2 separate regions of the Homo sapiens genome follow, and region 1 is linked to region 2. The links are chromatin contacts, found by Hi-C or POLR2A ChIA-PET in ENCODE. All regions are on one chromosome and are shown on one strand. The core of a region is the stretch at or near the end of the contact, and the rest is flanking DNA. Distances in the headings are between cores, read along the strand shown.

Evidence for each region. A loop is a pair of places that touch in the nucleus more often than their neighbours do. ChIA-PET counts read pairs that join two places held with the same protein, here RNA polymerase II (POLR2A). Pooled maps may share reads with other maps.
Region 1: a loop to region 2 is called in a map of PC-9, with 10 times the contacts of the local background. The contact joins two enhancer-like sites. A Hi-C loop is called at or near these places in 4 of 168 maps with a recorded cell type or tissue (Caco-2, PC-9, Right ventricle myocardium inferior and 1 more) and 6 of 50 pooled maps. POLR2A ChIA-PET finds 5 or more read pairs at or near these places in 5 of 52 experiments (CD4-positive, alpha-beta T cell, CD8-positive, alpha-beta T cell, IMR-90 and 2 more).

Annotation. Positions count from the first base shown.
Region 1 is chr2:12,928,135-12,935,645 of GRCh38, forward strand. No RefSeq gene overlaps it. Among named protein-coding and RNA genes, the nearest start is that of MIR3125, 190 kb to the left of the region's middle. Within about 2 kb of position 1,842, at least 3 of the 41 ENCODE cell types and tissues checked have a DNase peak (open chromatin) inside an H3K27ac peak, as active enhancers do; they include PC-9, where a contact is called at or near this core.
Region 2 is chr2:12,881,952-12,888,791 of GRCh38, forward strand. No RefSeq gene overlaps it. Among named protein-coding and RNA genes, the nearest start is that of MIR3125, 150 kb to the left of the region's middle. Within about 2 kb of position 2,895, at least 10 of the 41 ENCODE cell types and tissues checked have a DNase peak (open chromatin) inside an H3K27ac peak, as active enhancers do; they include PC-9, where a contact is called at or near this core.

The DNA.
Region 1 (7,511 bases), core at 592-3,091, 45 kb after region 2:
TATGAATTATCTAGTCCAGCTGCTAATTTAACTGATTTGAAAATTGAAACCAAAGGAGGTTGAGTGACCTTCTTTAAAGCCCCAGCAACTGAGTATCTACATTGGATCTCAAACCTAGGTCTCTTGACTCTTAATCCTGCTGTCTTTGTTCTTACTGTAACTCAGCTGTTCAAATTAGTTTAAAAATAAGCAATAATGTGAACATTAGTAGAACCAAGACAGTGGAGATATGTATCTACTTATAGAGTCATTCTTTTACAGGCGCGATGACTCATTTATGTGGAAAATGTGCCCAGGAGCTATGTCTAAATCTGTGTTCTAGTCATCTCTATAGAGCAGAAGTTTGTGCATTATCTTAGGAAGCCAGGCTTAATGAATCTCCCTAGAAAGCTTTGGAGATTCTGCGAGGAGTCCTCCATGGAGGTCAGAGATATAGAAAGCTCCGTATTGCTATTCCATATGCCTGTTCACCCTTCCTATTAGGAGGCTGGAAATATAATTAGAAGACAAGCACCACAGATGCTGCAGTTTACAATATCCAGAAGAAACTGCCGAAATGGGTAAGACATGAAAGGATAATTTTGCTTATACAAAATAGCAGACTGCAAACTAAAACCAAGAAAAACAAACAGGCAGATGGGAAGAGTGGAGAAGGCACTGGCACAGCTGTGAGCAGGATTTAGACACCCAGATGCAACATAATTTGGGGGGAGGGGTGGGAGAGGAAGAGCATCTGAAAGAAAATTAGAATCACAAAAGATGCTGAAGAATAATGAGTTTCTCATCTCTCCACCTGCAGGTTAAACTTTTTCACCACTCCCTAATACCGTGGTTGCTGAAAGTCATTTCCTGGGGGATGGAAGAACAGGACTCTAGGACGGAAAAGATAAATAGACGTCATTCTTAGCAAAAAAGGCAGCAGCAGTAAAATCAACAGCTATGGTTGTGATGGAAGAAGAAAGACATAACCATTACCCAGAAGAGGGTGGATAGTAGTGTTTAGTTTTATTATTAGCAGCACTATTTACATAACAGCACATGTGCATGCCTGCCTGTCCATATAGAGCTATGGGCTTGGGGTGGGGCAAGAGAGAGTCATTGCTTGTAGAATTTCTACTAGGCAGTAGCCACTATGATGGAAACTACACATATCATCTTCATTAATTCCCCGCTTTCCCACAACAGCAACAAATTAAAAAAAAATCAATGATGTATTGTTTTTCCTGTTTGGGGGGATTAGGAAACTAAAGGACCAAGGGGTAGGAGCCAGGATTTAAATTTAGATCTTTATGATGCCCTAGAGGGTATTCCTCAACCACTTAAGTACAAACACAAAGCAAAGTCATCAGAAAAAACATTTCTGTTATGTAAAATCAAACGTAACACCAAAAGGGAGCAGCAATATGTTCTTTAGCAAATTGTGACTCAAAAAAGAAGAAGCTTCTGTCAGCCAAGGGAGATTCAGCAACTGGGTGCTTAGCTCTGCCATGCCACAGAGCACCTCTTCGCTTCTCTAAAAGTACTTAAAAAAAAACAACTGGCTGTTTATGCATTTTTATTCTCACTATGTTGTGAGCCCCTGCAGGACAGAAATTGGACATTACTCATCCATATATGCCCAGAACCCAGTAAAAAGCCTAGCCCTGCGTAGAGCTACTACGTGGCTGGACTCTAGGAGTCCCCACTTAAATACTGGTGTTAATGTGAGTGATGGAGGCAGGGCTGTGCTCCATAGGAGGCCCACAGAGAGCAGGTGTTCCCTAAATGATGACAGAGGGATGGGCTTGTTTCAGCCAGCCAGCTTCTAAGAAGTTTCCAGTGAGATCGAACTGCTCCTTCCCCTACATTTTCAGGGCATTCTATTTAGTATGCACCTTTCCCCCTTCCTCCACCCCACCACATTCTCATCACAGTTCTGTGTGTCAGAATGATGTTTATCCCTAAGGCTATTTATGGGCATGACTGGATTTTATCTTAGCTTCCTTGAAGTGGCCCAGTCAAGTGAAATGAGTCTGCATTTTAAACAAAATAATGTGCTTCTTTCTAAAACAAGATTTTTTAATCTATAAAATATAGCTCATAAAACCCTTTTCACACATAATCTATGCTAAGTAATATCTTTTTCTTTATTGTCTATTTCATTCCTCCCTCCTGGTGGGCACACCATGAGAGAGTTCCTTGAACGGGTGTGTCAACTGTTTCCCAGTGGCAATAGGGCCGTTCTGCCTGTTACTGCAAAAAATGAGGTAGAGTTCCCATATCTTGGAGGATATATCTCTTCATGGGAAGAGAAAAATCCTAGCTCTGCATTCCAGCTCATGGGCTGTGTGCACCAGCTATTTTGGGGAAGGGGAAAGCCAGTCTCACAACACTTTCCCCAGAGAAAAGATGCCAATCTCAACATTAACCATTAGGAAACATCATTAAAGCAGATGAGAAATGGGCTGCGGACATTTTTATGAGCCCAAAATACTCTACTTGGAGGTTTTATGGAGACCACAGGAAGCCAGAGAGACAATGACATCCATACCCTTTTTTTAGAGTCTGCTGAGCTGAGGAACAATCTCTGTGCTCCATAGAGTGTGTTTTTGCAAGTGTAAATTACCATTGGGGGCCATGTCAAAGTAAGCCTTTTTCAGAGACTTGTGCACCTGTTGGAGATAGAATGCTCTAGGCCAAGTAGTTGTGGGCTTACTGTCCATATCCATCCAGAGTTGCAAAGAAAATACTTCCTTTTGATTCCAGGACAGTCTTGGAATTAGTCTTTAGAGAAGGCTATTCTGCTTAAATCTGCATGGTTGCAACATTGCACCAGTAATCTCTATATATTGGTTTTCTTATTTTTTCATATGACAAAATGAAGCTCAGAAAAGTTGAGAAACTTGCACACACACACAACTAGTAAGTAAAGGAATCAGAATTTGACTCTGCATGTTCTTCCTTATGGCACCACCTCCTTATCCAAGCCCAAAATGTAGATTTAAGGCAGGGACAGGAAAGAGGGTGTGCATACAGAAGTGGCCCCAAATGAGGTCTCTTGGGTCTTTATTTAGGGCAAGCTCAGCAGAGATATTTTTTTCTCTGTACATCAGGAATTGTGTTTTTAAGGCATTAAACCACACAGTGAAAATAGGAGAGAGGTGAGCAAAGTCCTGGCAGGTTGCTCTCTGCCTTCAGTAATGCAGTTGTGTGTTTTCCCGGGAGCCCTAGAAGAGGGATGGGGAAGATGGTCCAGAATAGTCCTGAATTGTAGAGCTTTCCTATTTATACTGACATCTCGTGGTAGTGCTGTGTGACTGCAATCTGCATTGTCTTGGGAGCCAAGCATTCAACTTTACCAATATTCATTTTACTCATTCGTGAATTAATTGAACCAGAAGTTGTTACTAAGCACTTGGTATTTGCCAGGCACTGTGCTAGACACTAGAGAATACTATGACATGCTCACAGAAAGATCCTGGGAAAGACCAAATTGGAAACTCTTAAAGGAGCTCAATGCTTATCAAAGCGTTAAGAACAACAACTAGTGAATGTAGGTGGCAGAGTTGGCCAGGTACTTAGTAATGGTGGTACTATGTCCTCTGCATTTATCATCCCATTGAATCTTCATAATGATCCTCACTGGTGAGTATTCTCATTCAGATTTCAGATGGAAGGAAACTAAAACTATAAGAGGTTATTTAAAACACCCTAGTTTAAAAACCTCCTAAGCAGTGAAGTTAGGATTTGAACTCTGATTTTTGAGATCTCACAGCCAGAACTATACTTCTCTGTGAACAAACAGCAAGAAGAGATTAATTCCAATGGTCAAGTGTCATTTGAAAAGGGCTTAAGTTTATTTGCACGAGATTTAGCCCATGACAATCATGGGTATCAGACTTCCCAGATGTCTACTAGTTAAATGAAACTAGGTCTGTTCAATTTAATTTAATTTAGCAACCAAAACCCTACTGCTAACATCTTTGTGCATATGTTTCAGTTGGTCTTCTTCTATAAACTCGTAAATACATGAATATATAAACAAAAAAGGGAATCATACTGTATATGCTGTTTGTAACTTTCTTATTTTGTCTAATTTATTAGCTTCCTATTGCTAAACACCAACTTATCACAAATTTAGCTGAAAACAACTCCCATTTATCTCATAGTTCTGCAGGTCAGATTTCCAGGCAGGCTCGATTGGATTCTCTGCTTAGGATCTCACAAGGACAAAGTCAAGATAATGTGCCCAGCTGGGCTCTTATCTGGAGGCCCTGGGGAAGAATCTGCTTCCAAGCTCATTCTGGTCTTGGGCAGACTTGAGTTTTTTGTCACTGCAAAACTGAGGACCTTTTTTATTCTTGCTGGGTGCTGGCCACGGACCAATTTTGCTCCTAGAGGCTCCTCTCAGGTCCTTGACAATGACCCTCTATCTCAGCAATGGACAGCCGCCTCCAGGTCAAATCTCTCCCCACTTCTAATCTCTCGAAACTTCTCTTCTACTATTATCTGGGAAAATTCCTATTTTCAAAGGGCTCTTACCATTAGGTTAGGTCTACCAAGATGACCTCCCCTATCTTAAGATCAACTGATAAGTAACCATAATGACATCTGCAAAATCCCTTTTGCTGTGTAATGTAGTATATCCTGGGAATGCCACTGGGGCAAAAGTCAAGGGGCATTTTAGAATTCTGGCTACCACGTTTAACAAACATGTTTTCAAAATGTATTTATTGACAGCGTACTTTGTGCTTGAGTCTAGGCTCTAGAGCTATGATAGTGAACAGAATACATAAAAACTGCATTCATGTAGCTGACATCTAGTGTCCTGGAAGGAGATTTTCTATATTGAGGAATATGCCTATATAACTTTTCATTTTTATAGATATGTAATTCCACTGTATAAATATACCATAATTTAAATAAGTACTTCCAGCTATTGAATAATTTAGATTCTTTTCAATTTTTGCATTTGTAAACAACATGGCAATAGAATTCTTTTGCACTATTTGCAGATAGATGCCTGGAAATGGAATTTATGGGTCAAAGTGTATTATTTTGACACATGATATTAAACTGTTTCCTGGAAAGTCTTGACAATCCAGCATTCCTGCCACCATTTTTTTTTGTCTTTGCAAATATTTTCAGTGAGATTGAATTTTTTACCTCTATATTATGTACATATATAAGTATATAGTATATTTATAATCCTTTTTATGCCTTTCCTAGTCACATTTTTTGATGATTTTTTTTCACTAGGATTTGTTTTACTTTTTTGTATCATTTTACTACAGTTATTTAAAGTATTAACTTTGCTGTTACGTATTACTACAGATTTTATGCCAGTTCATTGTCTTTCAATTACATTTATGGCATCTTTTGATATAACATTTTTGTAATCCAATTTATTCATATTTTCTTTTAATAGTTGGTAAATAACTGGATTCATAGTTGGTAAAGCTTTTTCATTCCTTTATATAAGAATGCAGATGTATATTTATATACACATGTATATTTTAAAATTTTATTTTAGTATAGGAATATTTAACTTGGTAATAAATTAGGGACTACACATTATTTTTCAGAAGTGTAACCAGATGTTCTGACATTACTTCATGAATAAACCAAACGTCTCAACATGCCCTCAATGTTTATAAATACTTTTTTCTCTTTCTTAACTTTCTATATATTTTCACTGCTTGGGTTCCCTTGCATGATCCCACAGGAGTTTTATTGTTACAACTTTAGGATGTTTTAATATGATAATCCCAGTCTTTTTTCATTACTCTTCTTAAAAATATCCTGGTCAATCTCACACTTTATCCTTCCAAATATGCCATAAAAATAATTTTAATTCAAATCCAGACTTGTTAGTGTTCAATCTGAACATGAGAACAATATGGAAAGGCAATATCAGCTTTGGAAGCCTATGAATTAACTTCATATGTCCCTAAGTCCTTCTCCTAGCCCGTCCATGCTCCAGTTCATGATTACCTGAGAGTCTCTGTGATACCTCACTCTCTCCTTTGCTTCCTAATCGACCTACTCCAATCACTCACCTACACAAGCTTAATGACACCCACCGTTCTTAAATATGTCAATTGTCTTCTTCCAGACCACTACTGGCTTACTCCTGAGTGTCATCTTCTTTTTGTGTCATCTGTTTAGTGACCTGCATATCAGCTTGCTGGCTTCAGGCATGTCCAAGTCATTCTCCACAGGCACGGTCACAATGGCTGTCTAAAGGCTCACTGGTCATGCCTCTGCCATGCATTTGACCTCTTTCCAACTGTCCTTATCACTGATGACAGGAAGTAGAAGCTCTTTAATCTAAACACTCTTCACATTTTGGTCCTTACCTATCTTTCCAAATTCACGTCCCTTCAGACTCTGTTTTACAGTTTAATTCCATCTGCCTATACCTCTGTTCCCATACAGGCTATTTCGCAACTCACCTTCACATATTTCTAGATGGTTTCCCTTCACTGATACATTCTTCCTCATTGCTCTGGTTTCCCCTGCTCAGGCGCTAACACCTGCATCTCCTTAAAGACTGCTGACTTTGTCTCCTTTGAGAAGTATTCTGTGATATTCTCCAGTTCCTCATGTCCAGCCCCAATTTCCCAAACTTATGATGAGCAAGTTAATGATTTTTCTCTGTATTCTTACATTGGGATCACCACAGCTCCATAGAATTCATGATTTCTTATTTAGGTGCTTGTTTTTGATAAAGACAACTTACATGACATCTCAAGTTATATCTCCGTGATGTAGAAGTTTATAGCTCCTATCAGTTATGGAAGAACCTAATAAACCTATTTATACATTTTACTAGTACAATCTACTCTTTAACTCTTTACCAGCAATTTAAGTTTCTGTAACACTCCCACCAAAATTTGTCATCTTTATCCACCCTTTCCTCCAGTCTGACCTCTTCTAATTTTTCACCCTCTCTTGTGATCATGACCCTTGAAAACAATTTGATCTCCGCTTTAGAGGATAAATGATCCTTTGTTTTAGAATATTTGTCTTATTGTTTAAGCAGGGATAACATGGATTTTGTAAAGCCTTCCTCTCTTATTGCTAATTTTAGAATCTCAAAACTAAAAGGAGCAGGGAGTTTTATTTTTCCAGGCTAGAGAATGTCTTTGTTACCAAGTTCACATGTATTAATACCTCCTGAAATCCAGTGACTGCAGTTCCTGGGAGACAAGAAGGAACTTTCATTGAAAATGCTCTGCCTGGCTCTGTAGAACTCTCTGAAATGAGCTTCACTTGTTATCCAGGCCACACTAGGTTGCTATGGAAACCAACATGTTAGATCAGCGAAAACTAAGACAAAGATTCGGAAGATGTCACTGATGCTGCAACCTCTTTACCTTCTTTTCAGCATCTCTCTCTCTCATTCTCTTTCTACAGGCTTGTATGTATGCATGTGTGTGTGTGAATGCATGTATATGTGTGTATCTCTGAATGAGTGCTGGATGTCAAAACCTGCATGTTCCCTTTTCACTGAGCATATATGCTTTTAC
Region 2 (6,840 bases), core at 1,645-4,144:
ATTGTTGCTGTTCGTGTGCTCTTCAGTTACATCCTGATTTTCAATGAACACGCTTGGAAAGTTGTGAAAAGCATAACTACGAACTATTGGCTAATACGGCTTAGGCTTAGGTACTCCCAATTAAGAGGAAACAGATTCTTGAAGAGGTGCAGTTCAAAAATCCAAACACTTTAGTAAGTTCAAAGCCAGATGGCGCTTCGCACATACCTCGACTGCAGTTGTAGCATGATTCTCTCCCCAGTCCTGTAGTCCTATGCTGTAAGTCAGGGTTCCTGTTTACTCTTGTATTCATTATCTGAAACCTATTTATTGAATGCATAGTAAGTTCTAGATATTGTTCCAGATATGCCTGATAAAAAGATTGTAAACTCTAGAGTTGTTCCTATCCACTGTGAATGATACATTTGTAAAAGTACAATATGTATATGCAATTACAAATATGACCAATGTCAAGACAAATGGCCCTATAAAGATGTAACATTTTAATGATGGCTCACTGTGTTCCCTCTGAAAGTTTTAGCTTCATTGTTAGTAGATATTATCATTATTCTCATTAGTCAGATGAAGCAAACCAAAACCTATTGAAGCCAAACACTTTGCAGGAGGTTAAAACAGCTAGAATCTGTGGAAGCTGGAGTTGAAACACACAGCAGTGAGCTTTGATAACGCCTAGTTGCTAAACCTAATCACACTAAGGCAATTCGGGACTTAGATAATTCCCTCCCCCTTCCCTTCTCTTCCCTTCCCTCCCCTCCTCTCCCCTCCCCTCTCCTCCCTTCCCCTTCCTTCCCTTCCCTTCCCTTTTTTTTCTTTCCTTCCTTCCTTCCTTCCTTCCTTCCTCCCTCCCTCCCTTCCTTCCTTGCATTTAGCATATAGCATATGTATACCAACTGAATGAATGAATTTTATACTCCGATTCGGTTAAAATCATTCCCTTAAGAATGGAAATGATTTGTAGACTAGTGTAAAATATTCAAGACTCGTGGCTTAAAGCTGTGTTTCATGCTTCTCCAAGGATGTACTCACCAATGGACAAATTCATGATAGAGTATATTAGTTCTAAAAAAAAATTTAGATTATGAGTTCTTTTTACTATTATACTTATGACTATATTTCAAGTCACCTTCTCCAGTGCTAACCTCAGTTGTAATTTATGTCTTTGCCATTGACAATGTGGCTGGACAAGCCAACATTAAAGTGCACATTTGGAAGCACAAAGCTGATTAGAGATGTACCGTACATGAAAGCCCATGACATATTTAAGTCTCTTGCCCTGTAAGAAGGTACAGTAGATGAAATGACTTTTACAGAGTATCACTAAACCAAATCACATCATTTTATAGTTTCTCGGTTTCCTCATTCAGGTTCCAAAAGAAATTAAGCACCAGTGTCCTAGGCATTAATTCAGGGGTCTAAATCAATTGGAGGGCTTGGTTACATACTTCTTGCCCCCCCGTTTCTGATTCAGGAAGTTTGTGGTGGAACCTAAGCATCTGCATTTTCATTAAGTTCCAGGTGATGTCATGCTGCTGGGTACTGGGCTATACCTCGAGAACCATCACTGTAAGGCACACATTGCATGGGAAGAATTAACTTCTATGCATTTGGTACTAAATTTATGTATAATACTTGGGAGAACTGGGAAAATAGTCACGCAAGTCATTTTCTGTGTGTTGTGGTTCAGGCAAGATATCCTGATTCTGAAAGGTTTCATGACTAGACAAGGACTTCCTTCTGTTCTCCGGATTTAGATATCCAACTATCTCTCCAGCATGGCTATTTGAGTTTATAAAAGACTTCTCAAAAACAATATGTGCAAATGTTCCAGTACATCTCATATATATTTTGTTCATTTGCTCAGGCCCCAAACCTTGAAGTTAAACTTAATTTTGTTCTTTCTCTCAACTCCATGTTAAATTGATGAGCACATCCTGTCAAATACCTGAATCTGCCTACTTCTCTTAATTGATCTCTCTGCTTTGACCCAGTAGTCTATTATATTCTGCTGTCCAAAATCCCCCATGGCTTTCATGCCATCTCACTCAGAAGAAAATGCCACATCTTGACTGTGACTCACAGGGGCTCCTCTCCTGGTTTGTCCCTCTCCAGCCTGCTGACTTGCTTTCTGTTCCTTGAACACCCCACCATGCTCCTGCCTTGGGAGTCTGTGTACTTCCTGGAATGCACTTCCCCTGCCTCTCATTCTAGCTCCCTCCCTCTGCATATCTCCCTAGCTTACTCCCTCACAGCCTTCACATCACTATGCCAATAACGTTTCCTGACCTGACTATATAAAACACCAAAGTCCTTGCATGTCTTTCCCTTACCCCTAACGCCACCTATTTTATTTTTTATTTTTATAAAGAAAGGGTCTTACTATGTTGTCAAGGTTGGTCTGGAACTCCTGGCCTCAAGTGACCCTCCTGCCTTGGCCTCCCAAAGTGCTGGGATTATAGGCACGAGCCACCATACAGCATTCTTTTTCAAACTCTGCTTTATTGTTTCTGCATATACCATCACCTGCCATACTATATTTTTATTTGCTTATTATTTGTCTCCTCCCACTAAAATAAACTTTTCCTAGGAGCAGATTTTTTTTTTCCTTTTAACAGCCTTATCTTTAACACCCAGTACTATTCCAGGCATGTAGTAGGTTCTTAATTAATATTTTTAAGTAGATGAATTTTAAAGATTGAAATACCAAAATTCACTGAAGAGAAGACACTAGCTCAAGGACATCACTGGAGTCAGGGCTGGGAAACAGGGGCAGAGGCCACCTTCTTAAAAGCCCAAGATGGCGGTTCTTTCTATTAAAGCCCACACCAGGTTTGGGGCTCCTCTGCCTCCAAGAAAGAAGTGTGACCTCTGCTTGAACTGAGAGAACTTGAGCTTAAAATAACTGTGAGTCACGGCCTTCCCTGAACCTTCTTCCTTCCTGCAAGGCCCGAGGTTGTTCCCATAGCCGTTCCCTGGAGGACATTAGCAATGTGGCATATATTTGAGGGTCCCTGGGAAGACAAGAGCTTGCATTCCTAAGAATGTGAGAGGAGCCCAACCCCAGCGCCTATCCCATGTGATTGGAGGAAGTGGCCTGGCTGATATTTCAAGAAGGAATGGGTCATGGGAGTCATGTCACTGCTCGGGTTTGTCTTCTGCTGACATTGGGACATTGCTGGCAAGAAGCAGGACTTGCATGATTCACACTGTCAGCTGAAGGTCTGAATCCTGCCAAATCACCATCTCCCATCCTAGTGTTGCTTGTCACCTCCAGTCATTTATGCATTCCTTCTTTAATGATTTATTTCACCCTCTCTATCTACGAAACACTATGCTAGATGAATGCTCCTAACAAACTATGAGCAATACTGACATAACACCTGACTTCAAAGGCTTTTAAAAAGATGGGAACAGTCCCACTGATAGGTGACATTTGGAATTTTCACTAATGATGTAGAATAAAAGGGAAGTAGAAGCTGAGGGAAGGACGAGAGGTCCCAGAGACTCCAATCTGACTCTCACACCTCTTGCTTTACAGTTGAGGAAATTGAAGCTCAGGGATTGTTCCTTTTTGTGTCCTTGAAGGGTGAGCTGATGATCAGTCCACAGTGCCTCTGTGCCCTGATGTAAGGATGTATTGTTTGCATAGTTCAACTCAAGAAATAGTGTTTCCTTTGCAGTTCTCAAATTCAATAATGCCTAATTTACAATAATTATCTGCTGCAGACCATCAATGAATGTGAGCATATATGGCAGACAAAAGTTGATGTTTGCAATTTTATAACAGGTATATTTATAGATATCTGTTATAAACAGTGCTATTTATAGACCCTCAGAAGGGCCTAACAATCAAGGCTGGGGGCGGGGCGGGATAGTTCTGCTGAATTTCCTAGTGGCCCCCAGCATCTCAGGATACAGACTATTTCTTCTTCCAATGTCCTGTCCATACATTCTCATGTGCACAGAGATGGAGAGGCTCAGTACAGAAAGCCCATTTCATCAGCGGGTAAGTGAGAGGAGTCCTCCAGTATACACTCATGTTCTCGCTTTCCTCTCTTCCCTACAAACCCTATATATACTGTGTGTCTTTTCTTAAAGAAGGCAATGTGTGAATAAGGAAATCTCAGCCTTCAAAAATGCCAACGGCTTCTGTGACATGCTTTGTTACAGAAGAGCAAAATCCTTCTTTATTTCTTTCCTTTCTTCTCTGAGTTTCTCCAGATGAGAGGTGGGGTCTCACTCCTCTCTGTCCCTCTATTGCCAGGTAGAGCAGATGTTACAGAGCTATTGCTCAATGCATTTGAACTGAACTGGCTCATTATTTACTTATATTGTGAACCCCTTGAAGATATTTGGAGGTTTATATCATTCATCTTCAAATCTCAACCATTTATGCTGTGGCCTGACATATAGCTCTCTCAAACAATACTAACTGAGAAGTCCAGCCTGGTTGGGGGTGAGGAACCAAACAGTAGAATGCTACCTGTGCCAAAAATATGTATGGTAGGTTGCAAAGGTTGGCCAAAAATTTCCTCCTCTTTGTATCCATGTCCTTTGCAAGGTGAGTTTGCAGCAGCGCCCTTAAAGCAGTGACACAATTTTCTATCCCTTGGGGTTGGTCTGCTCTTATGACTTTCTCCAGACAATAGAATGCAGCAATGTGATACTGTGATCTTTATGAGACTTTTAGGCATGCGAAGTTAGAGATTGTCATGCAAGCTGTTACAGCATTTATTAACATTACAGCAATGGATTGGCCACTAAGATGGGAAATAGGGCCTAATTGATGTGTTAAGTTAGTAGATTAGGAGGGTCACCTGGGACTTTGTGTTGTGAAGAATTCTGAGGCCACATCAGTGATGTTGGCCCTGGATGTATGAGGGTATGGAGAAGGAATGGTAGCATTATGCTACTCAATGTCCATCAGTGTCCTATTTCTGATAGCACTGAATTAAGCCCTGGGGCAATATAGGCATGGAGTACATGGTTCTCATCATCAAGGATATAGAAGCCCATGTTAAAGAAGCCCTTATTTGCACTAGAACAGGCAGTTGTATAAGAACTTTGCTCTCAGGAATTAGAATTCTCTGATAGATACTTAATGAATACATGCCATACAATCTTCATGTTAAACTTGTATTAAGTCATTTAAGCTGAGGTATCCTAACTGAGGAAATGTGTACCACTGAGGGTAGGTACTCAAACACCTTCTGAGGACGTGAGGGCAAGGATAGATTTCAGCTTATCAATGTTTAGACCCATGACACCCATAGGTGCTCTTTCCTAAAACTGACCTGCCTAGGAGGATACCTGGGGTCTACCTGTTCTCTTATCCCACACGCCTTTGATAATTGTCCTTCGACTGCAATCAAAATATGCCCATTCTGAATCTTTGCATGGTGCATTGGTCCAAAGTGTAAAAATATTCCAACAAAAGAATATTATAACATAAGTGGAACACGCATCTCTCTGAAGGAAGCATCCTTCTAGGACAAAGTAAAGATGGCATCCATAAAAAATACTAGGCTTATTGAATCCAGGTAACAGACTCCCAGCAAGGCCCGACAGCTTCCTCTCTCTTTCTCATCACTGTCTCTCTGTGTCTCTTTCTTTCTCTTTCTTTTTGTTAGAATAAGAATTCAGAAGTGTATTATGATAACAATGGATATCAATATATTTATTTTAATTTTTTAAATGGGGTCAAATTTCATTTTCAATTGGCTTTATGGTGGGCATCTTCCATATACTAAAATTAAATTACAGATATAAGAGTTTCATTAAAATAGGTTTATATGTACATAATCTATATTAACATAACTATGTACTTAAATAATATACACACAGAAGTATACCATTTACAACTATTTGTATTTGTGAAGAATATTTTAGATGCCAATTTAAAAAGCATGAAAATATATGTAGTCGGCAGCCTCCATGTACTCCCAAATGATGTTTGCCTCCTGGTATTTACACGTTTAGATAATTTCCTTACACAATGAATCAGAGCTGGTTGTGTGACCAAGAGTGTGTGATAGAGATGACAGTGTGTGACTTTTGAGGCCAGCTCATTAGAGACTTTGTGGCCTCCTCTTTGCTCTCTTGAGCCATTTGATAATATTAATACTAGCATCTAGCATTTTCAGAGCTCTTACACCATGCAGGAAATGTGCTAAGTTGCTCCCAGGGGAGTTTTGGAAGGTACAAGAGCATAGATCCAAATTATACCCGTACTGCATTTAAGGTAGGAAGAGACACATCAGGACAAATTAAAGGGTGAGCACCACAGGAAAAAGCAAACTCTGTGTCTGCAAAGCAGATTGAGAAGCCTCCTTGAAAGGGAAGAAGGGAGAAGACTAATTTGTTCCAATAACAACCAACATGAAAGTGAGGAAAGCCTGGCGACAGAGGACTAGTCCATTGTATCAGGGGCCCTGAATCTGTGATTGGTGAGAGAGAAGACCCCAAAATGTGCCACATCTTGATGACCCTCTCTCTGTATTTTGGGAGCTAACTGTCAGTGTCTCAGTTACAAATTACACACTGCATTTTCTAACATCTTGTCATCATAGGCTTGGATTTCTTTATGTCAATTGCAATTGTAAAAATTTGTTGAAAAGAATCCAGTTTGACAGAGTATGTGCAGAGGGAACCACTACTCTTTCTGTAAAGCCCCAGGCCCCTCACTCTCTTCAACTCAATGTTAGGCTACGATGTGGGCCCTGCATTCAAATAAAGTCTGAACCAAATTTTAGGTAGTAGAATGGGATACTAAGATTCACCCTAGAGAATCAATTAATTGTTAACAAAAGAAACATTGACACAAGTTACTCAGAAAGCTTTTGG